Regions from separate parts of the Homo sapiens genome. Here region 1 is linked to region 2. Evidence: chromatin loops called from intact Hi-C (ENCODE). Cell type or tissue: ascending aorta. All regions are shown on one strand.

Region 1 (4,000 bases), 68 kb before region 2:
TATCTAATTGCCTACTCAGCATTTACATTTGGAGATCTAATAGGTATTTTAAAAGCCTTGCATGTCCAAAACCAAACTCCAGCTATTCACCCTTCAAATCTGTTTCTCTCAAAATCATCTTCATCTCAGGAAACGGCAGCTTCATCTATCTAGTTATTCAACTTTGAATAACTTTGAATAACCCTGAATAACCCTGAAACTTTGAATCAATCTCAATACCCCACACCCAACCCCTCAGCAGATCCTGTCCACTCTACTTCCCAAAGTACACATTTCTTACCACCTCCAATGTCACCACTCTTATACGTGGCACCATCAAGCCTCATCTGAAATATTTTGATAGCTTTGTAGCTAGTTTCCTTGTTTCTTCCCTTGTCCATATTCAAGCTATTCCCAACACAGCAGCCACACATATGTCAGATCCTTTTCATTTATTCCTCAGAAACTGCCAATACCTTCCATCTCACTCTGAGTGACAACAAAGGCCTTATAATGTCCTAAAGTCCCCATATGATCACTCTATAATCTCCCTAGATGATCCCCACCATTACCATTCTCATCTCCTGAAGCACATCTCCTATAACTCTGTGCTCCTCTCATGTCCCTCCACCCATGCTGGCCTCTGTATTATTTCTCTGACATACCAGAGACAGTTTTCCCTCAGGACTTCCACAATGACTATGAATAACCTGTGCCTGGGATGATGTTTTGCCTAGATATGTGCCTGGCTTGATTTCTCGGCTTCTTAATTATGTTACTCAGAGTTCACCTTTTCATTGAAATCTTCCCTGACCCCTTATTTCTCTTCACCCTCCCCTTCTTCATTTTTCTACTTAAAAATGTATTTTCATACAGCATAGAGAACACTTTACTTATTTATCTTGTTATATCTCCACTAAAATGTAAGTTCTATCAGGTTAGAATTTTTGTTGTTGTTGTTTTTTGTTTTGTTTTGTTCATTGCTCTGCCCTCAGCGCCTAACAAAATTTCCAGGCTGGTGCGGTGGCTCATACCTGTAATCCCAGGACTTTGGGAGGCTGAGGCGGGTGGATCACAAGGTCAAGAGATCGAGACCATCCTGGCCAACATGGTGAAACCCCGTCTCTACTAAAAATACAAAAATTAGCTGTGATGTGGTGTAGTGTGGTGATGTGCGCCTGTAGTCCCAGCTACTCAGGAGTCTGAGGCAGGAGAATCGCTTGAACCTGAGAGGTGGAGGTTGCAGAGAGCCAAGATTGCGCCACTGCACTCCAACCTGGCAACGACAATAACAATAACAACAAGATTCCTGACACATAGCAAATTCTCACTGAATACTGGGTTAATAAATGTATAAATGGTTACTTCTGAGTAGGCACTGACTGAAAAAATACAAGGCAAAAGTTTTTGTGAATACAGTTATGCCTTTAACTAAGTTCTCCTCTTTAAATCATAAAATCACATAATACATTCAAAGAGGAGCAGAAAAGGTATGCACAGGAGGATATTCTGAAACTCTCTTAAATTTTCAAACTTACAGACAGTATTTGGAACGCACATGGGGTTTTCAAATCCCTTGTGATGACTTTCTGTTTCTCTCTGAGGTCCTTGATACAGAGATTGCGATCAGTGCTTAATAGTTCTGCCAATGTAATCTTGCCAAAATACAAAGCCTCAGCATGTCACTCCTCTGGTTAAAATCCTTTAGAATTGCTTATGACTTGATATAGTTTCACTGTGTCCCCACCCAAATCTCACATTAAATTGTAGCTCTCATAATTCCCACGTGGAGGGATCCAGTGGGAGATAATTGAATCAGGGGGGCGGTTTCCCCCATGCTGTTCTTGTGGTAGTGAATAAGTCTCATGAGATCTGATAGTTTTATAAAGGGAAACCCCTTTCACTTGGTTCTCATTCTCTCTTATCTGCCACCCTGTAAAACGTGCCTTTCACCTTCTGCCATGATTGTGAGGCCTTTCTAGCCATGTGGAACTGTGAGTCCATTAAACTTCTTTTTCTTTATAAATTACCCAGTCTCAGGTATGTCTTTATTAACAGCATAAAAATGGACTACTACATTCCTATAGCAAAGCTTCTCAAATTCTCGTCTGCATCAGATTCATCAGGAAGGCTTCTTAAAACACAGACTGGTGAGTTGCATCTCAAAGTTTCAAATTCAATAAGTCTGGGGAGGCACCACAGAATTTCTATTTCTATCAAGCCCCCAGGTGATTCTGTTGTTGCTGGTGTTGGGACTGCACTTTTTAAATCACTAGGCTAAATAAAAAGTGAACAGGGTTGCTTGGCATATGTCTCCCACAAATGAATCTACATGATGTATTTCAGAAGTAAGCCATATGGGCCTTCTAGGCAAGCCCACTGGGAGATTTCTTGGAATGCTTTTCCAGATTTACTCCTGATCAATCCTTCCATGGTTCCTACTCAGACTCCACTCTGCAATTTGATCCCTTGGGGTTGATATGAAGAATGGTTCTTACTCAGTCTCCAGAGAAACCCTTCCAGGGACATTCCTGAAAGCCCAGTCAGAAGACTAAGTTCTGGGAACCACTGGTGTCTACATTAGTCAGCCATCTGTAGCCACCAGCCAACAAGGTATGATAACAACGAAAGCCAGTATTTATCTAAGCACTTACTACGTGCCCGGATATTTGCTAAGAACTTTACACATATTATCTTATTTAATCCTCTCAAAAATCCTACAAGGCAGGTGCCATTATCTCTATAGATGAGAAAATGGAACTTCATCAAGATTAAGTATTAATTAAATAATAACTAAATAGCTTGTTAGTGGCAAAGCTTGGACTTGAGCCCAGACATTCAAATTCCAGAGGCCAAAATCACAACCACATTTCTGTACTACCTTTTCCTAAATATAAATCTGCAAAGATAAAAACTAAAATGATTAAAGTATTTGGTTCTCAACCTGAATGGAGAATGTTCAGGCCAAACTGACAATCACAACTGAATCAATTTTTAAAATGATTAGTATTGTAAGGTTTATTTGTCTCCAAATCAATTTTTACTTTTTTCTTCACTTAAAACTGTATTTTCATCAAATAGTTAAAAATTTAAAAATTGTTAAAATTCTAACCCAAAAAAATTAATGAAGAAAAATTATTCAAAAACTTCTAAAATTTTAAGCGGCTACAAATTAGTCTGATACAGTGCCCAAGATATGCTAATTTTCCTTGTAGTAGCTATTATCTTGCATTTGGGCCCATGGCTTCCATCATTTGCATTTAAAATACAGTACTGATAAAGCCCAGGCAAAGGTATATTTCAACCTTGATACTCAGTAGTCTGTGAACCAACTGCATGGGCAAAACCTGGGGGCTTCTCAGAACTGCAGAATCTCAGATACCACCCCACACCTCCTCAATCAGCATCAGATCCCAGGTGGTCACGTTATGTACTTGTTACTAAATTTTAAATCCAGGCATACTGGTAAGAAGTGTCATATTGTTAAAGTGCCCTGGTCCACATGAGGCAGAATAAGTAGTCAAGGAACTGACCGTGTTCTCTGGATGCAGCAACCCTGGTGACTGTAGAGCCAACACAATAAGCCTCAGCATTTGCACTGTAATTGAGCTCACTCAAGCAAAGGTATCTCCAGTAGGGAATTTCCTCTGGAGAGAGCACGCGCACTTTAATTTTACCGATCCTCAAACTGATCCTTTGCTCATTTTAATAGTAAAAAAACACACCCCTGGGTAGAGATTTAAGATGCTAATGAGACATATGACGTATGAACAAGCATGTATAGCTACTGCACTTGTGCACCCAGAGGACCACCCAAAACATGCTTATTCTTTCCACCCCCTCATGAATAATCATGTAAGACTCTCTAGCGCCAGTCCGATCCTTAGAAGCAGCCCGACTGGAACTCTCTCTCTCAGAGTATAATGTCTATTCTGCACCTAACTTACAAAATATTCTTTTTCCCCTGCAGTAAATTACTCTATGCTGCATCTCTTTTGCTGTGTGTTTCTTGTTTAAATTC
Region 2 (4,000 bases):
GGTTCTCTCACACACGTGCTTATCAGTCTCCTGTAAGAAGTTTGTCATTTAGTGAACTATGGGTATTAGGAACAAGTTACTGGAAGAGAAGTCTGCCAAGAATAAAACTTTAAAACCAGCCTATAAAGCAGGAGAATGTTATTAAGGCTTCAAAATCCATGTTTAAAGCAAACTATAATTGGCCATTGGGTAGATATTCTTAAAAACAGAAGGTCTCTTCCTAGCCAGCTCTCAATGTGGGCCACTTATTTACTTACCTTTTGGTGTTACTCTGAAAAATATGAGCACAATCACTTTAACCATCTTTTTTTTGGCACCAAGAATTTCTAAGGTTGATGCACTTCTCTTTTGTGTGCTTTAAGTGTGTTAATATATAGATTTCAGATAAATGGAAGCGATAAAGAAATTCAAATAGTCTACTTTTAAGTAACGTGTAAAGTTACACTAATATATATTTAGATAGAGAAAAATTATGCCTGATTAGGGCATAGACTAGGTGAGGGCAGTAAGGAACTGCACTTGGACACAAAATTTAGAGGGCACTAAACATCTCAGTGGTCAAGATAAATAGTACTTTAATTAATTAATTAATGTATTTTTAAATTGTATATATATTTAAGTATATAACATGATGTTTTAGACATTTCCTATTTTAAGATATTTTAAAAAGTCATAATTAATGCAAAAAAGAACCTATAACAAAGAAAATATCAAAATTTTAAATAAGGACAGGGTCAATTTTAGTGATGTCTCTCCCTGCCTTAGGCTCCAACATGGCTCCACATGGCACTGTTACTGATTGTGATTTTTATTTCAAAATTTGATCTTTAATTTATCATGGACTTTTTTGCATTTTAATTTTTTTAAATGTTGCATTCAAATATTATTTATCTTGATTACTGTTGTTTTTGGTGACCCCTTAAATGCTATCTGAGGCAGGTACTCACTCACCTCTTCCTAGTTTAGCTCTAACATAGATGCACACACACAATCCATGCATGCACTTCACAGTGGCGTCACCCCTGGTTCCCTGCACTGACCGGGGAGGTTGGACTTGTGAAAATGGAGGATAAAAGCTTTTTAATAATTTGCCCCCAAATCACGTAACTATTAAGAGAGCAGCTAGAATGGAAACCCTGGTCGGTGGTATATCTGAGCCCCATATATTTTCTAGCTTTATTGAGGAATAATTGACCATTAAAAATTATATATATATATGGTTCATAACTTGATGATTTCATATACATGCACATTGAGAAATAATCACAGTTAAGCTTATTCACATATTCATCATTTCCTACAGTTACCATCATTTTTTTTGTGTGTATATATATGTGTGTGTGAGAACACTTAAGAATGTTCTCACCAAATATTTGCCCTCTTAGCAAATTTTCAGTACACTATGCAATATTAATAACTACAGGTACAGTGTTGTGCATTCGATGTCCAGAAACTTGAATAGCTAAAGCTTTGTACCCTTTAACCATCACTCACCTTCCTGGTATCTCCTCAGCCTCTGGCAACCACCATCCTACTCACTGATTCTATAAATTTCACTACTTTAGATTTCACATATAAGTGACATTTTGAAGTATTTTAACCATTTTGCTACATTGTTTCTCCCTTTCTGTTCATAGTTATCATAACACAATAACAAACTCAATTCAACAAACACCTGTTAAGTATCTATTTCATCCCTTGTGACACTTTGCTGGAAAATTTGAAGGTAAATAGGACACTTTTGTTTCATGACCCATGGAGAAATATATAAACCTATTTGACTAACTGTACTGAATGTGGCAATTGCTTTTCCCCACTGATTAGCCTGCAATCACATAAACTCAATACTTCATTTCCATAGAGGCTGCACTGGCAACCAAGCTTGACCTTGGTGTGAGAAAGCGAGAAACAAAAGCAGGAAGTGTGGAGCATGTGACTTATCCCAAGTGCTGTTACTTTACCCTTTTTTTTTTTACCATGTGACTTCATTTAACCTTCATAAAAATCATGTGTGATATTGATGCTTTTATTATCCTAATGGAGAGGTTCTCAGAGGTTCATAAACTGTTCAACATCACAAACGTAAACAGAACTGGGACTCAAACTCAGCTTTCTTTGACACTCCTTTTCTAGGATTCCTCACGAAGGACTTTATAAGCTTCTCTAAGTGCTAATACTTCCCTACTGCCTGTATTGGGAAAAGACAGGTCACTGTGTCCTACGCACGGCATGCCAGTAAATGTCCTTACTAGAAATGTTTTTGACCGTCCCAGTCCAAGAAAAAGCCAAGAAAGGTTTGAGAACACAGTACTCCTTTAGGGAAGTCGGCATTTTTTTTTTCTTCGTTGTTTGCTTTGGCATATTTCAGATTTTAAACATACACAATTCACAGCAAATGGGATATAGTGCCTCCAGAAAGAATTATTCAGAAGTCTTTAATCAGAAATTTTGTTCTCATTTTCAGTGCCCTGAAACCACGTAGCTTTTCTTAGTACATTATCTTTGAATCAATCTATGCTAGGCCATCAGTAAGAAAAACAACTTTCAAATATCTCCCATTGTGCAAAAACTGTGATCTGGAACAGTACAGCATTAGTGGTGACAGAATAATAAGGCCATTTATACTTTTCTGCTTGGTAATTCATAAAACCAAGTTGCATCTAAGTAATTTTTTTAGCATTATGCTTTTGCCATGTCCGTGAACATATGCTAATGAATGAAATCAACAGATTTCTTTTTTTGTATAAACAAACCTTATCTTTTAAACCAGAAACGAATTCCCAAGCTAAGTGTCCAAATATACTTTCCTAAGCCCATGTGAAGTAGTCCATTATATTATTTGGGGAATTATGCTACAAAGAAAAAGATGAAAATTTTATATTTATTTAAACCTAATAAGAAAATAGTGTGAATTGAACACGTGTTTATCTTCATTCTTGCCTGAAACCACACTTAAATGACAAGGAATTTTAAAAAGTATTAATCAATGAGAGCATAGTAATAAGAGAGCAAACAATAATAGATAAGTGATATCAAATCATTTTTGGAAGATAAAGAGAATGGAGGAAAAAACACCTGATAAAGCAAAGTAGTGGAGGCTTCAAGTAACTATCTGGGGGGTTACTGATGAAAGATCAGCTCACTGAACTCTCAGATCCTCTAATCGCTCAATGATAGAAGGTGTGAGGTACCTCAGGTGTGGGTGCAAACAGAGAGCATACCTCCTTCCCCTCCTCTCCTCTTTCTCCAACTGAGAAAATGGACTTCGAAGACTCACTAAGTGGGAACATGGGCACAAAGAAAAGAAGTGGTGAGAAGTGAAGAGCTAAAACAAAAATAGATGTATTTAGTTAAAGTCTAAAAACTAAATGGGAATACCCACCCCTAAGCCCCGTGCCCCTACTCCTTATCCAGATGCTAATATCCAGCACACCACTAACCACACACACTGTCCTATGGAAGAGTAGAAGCCCTTTCTTAGGAGAAACAGTAAGATTCCAGAGAAAGGCCGTTCAGACACTGACATTTTGGAGGCTGTCAAGGAAAAGCCAGCTTCCTACCCAATCACCCTGCAATGAAAATCACCAGGCCACAAGCACTGCCATCAATTCATTAACATGCCATTCTTAAATATGAACGGACAGGAAGATCACAACATATTTGAGGAAAGCCTCCATCATGAAAAGCAGAGGCCAAAACAATTGAGGATAAAATTCAGAGAGGCAATGTTAGGGGAAGAAGAGCGTACTTTTTTAAAAAAAGAGAGCAATAACTCGGGAGGCTGAGGCAGGAGAATGGCGTGAACCCGGGAGGCGGAGCTTGCAGAGAGGCGAGATCGAGCCACTGCACTCCAGCCTGGGCGACAGAGCGAGACTTCGTCTCAACAAAAAAAAAAAAAAAAAAAAAAAAAAAAAAAAAAAAAAGAGAGAGAGAGAGCAATAGTTAATAACCTCAGAGAAGCAGAAATTAATATTGTGCCCATTAAAAAAACCCAAAAGAA

What was found. Hi-C counts contacts between places; a loop is a spot of excess contacts. Peaks named below come from ENCODE experiments on the same cell type or tissue, not always from the same donor. Only the 100,000 strongest peaks of a DNase experiment are listed, where the experiment ranks them.
Region 1: a loop joins it to region 2, with 2.3 times the contacts of the local background. A loop is called at or near these places in 1 of 110 quality-filtered maps.

The regions. Positions count from the first base shown.
Region 1 is chr3:21,715,851-21,719,850 of GRCh38, forward strand. The region is part of intron 1 of ZNF385D (zinc finger protein 385D); the gene reads right to left. Among named protein-coding and RNA genes, the nearest start is that of ZNF385D, 33 kb to the right of the region's middle. In ascending aorta, no CTCF peak of the experiment used is centred here; a DNase peak (open chromatin) is centred at 2,471; H3K27ac peaks cover 3,930 bases.
Region 2 is chr3:21,784,060-21,788,059 of GRCh38, forward strand. It overlaps a transcript of ZNF385D not described here. Among named protein-coding and RNA genes, the nearest start is that of ZNF385D, 35 kb to the left of the region's middle. In ascending aorta, no CTCF peak of the experiment used is centred here; a DNase peak (open chromatin) is centred at 2,232; H3K27ac peaks cover 3,533 bases.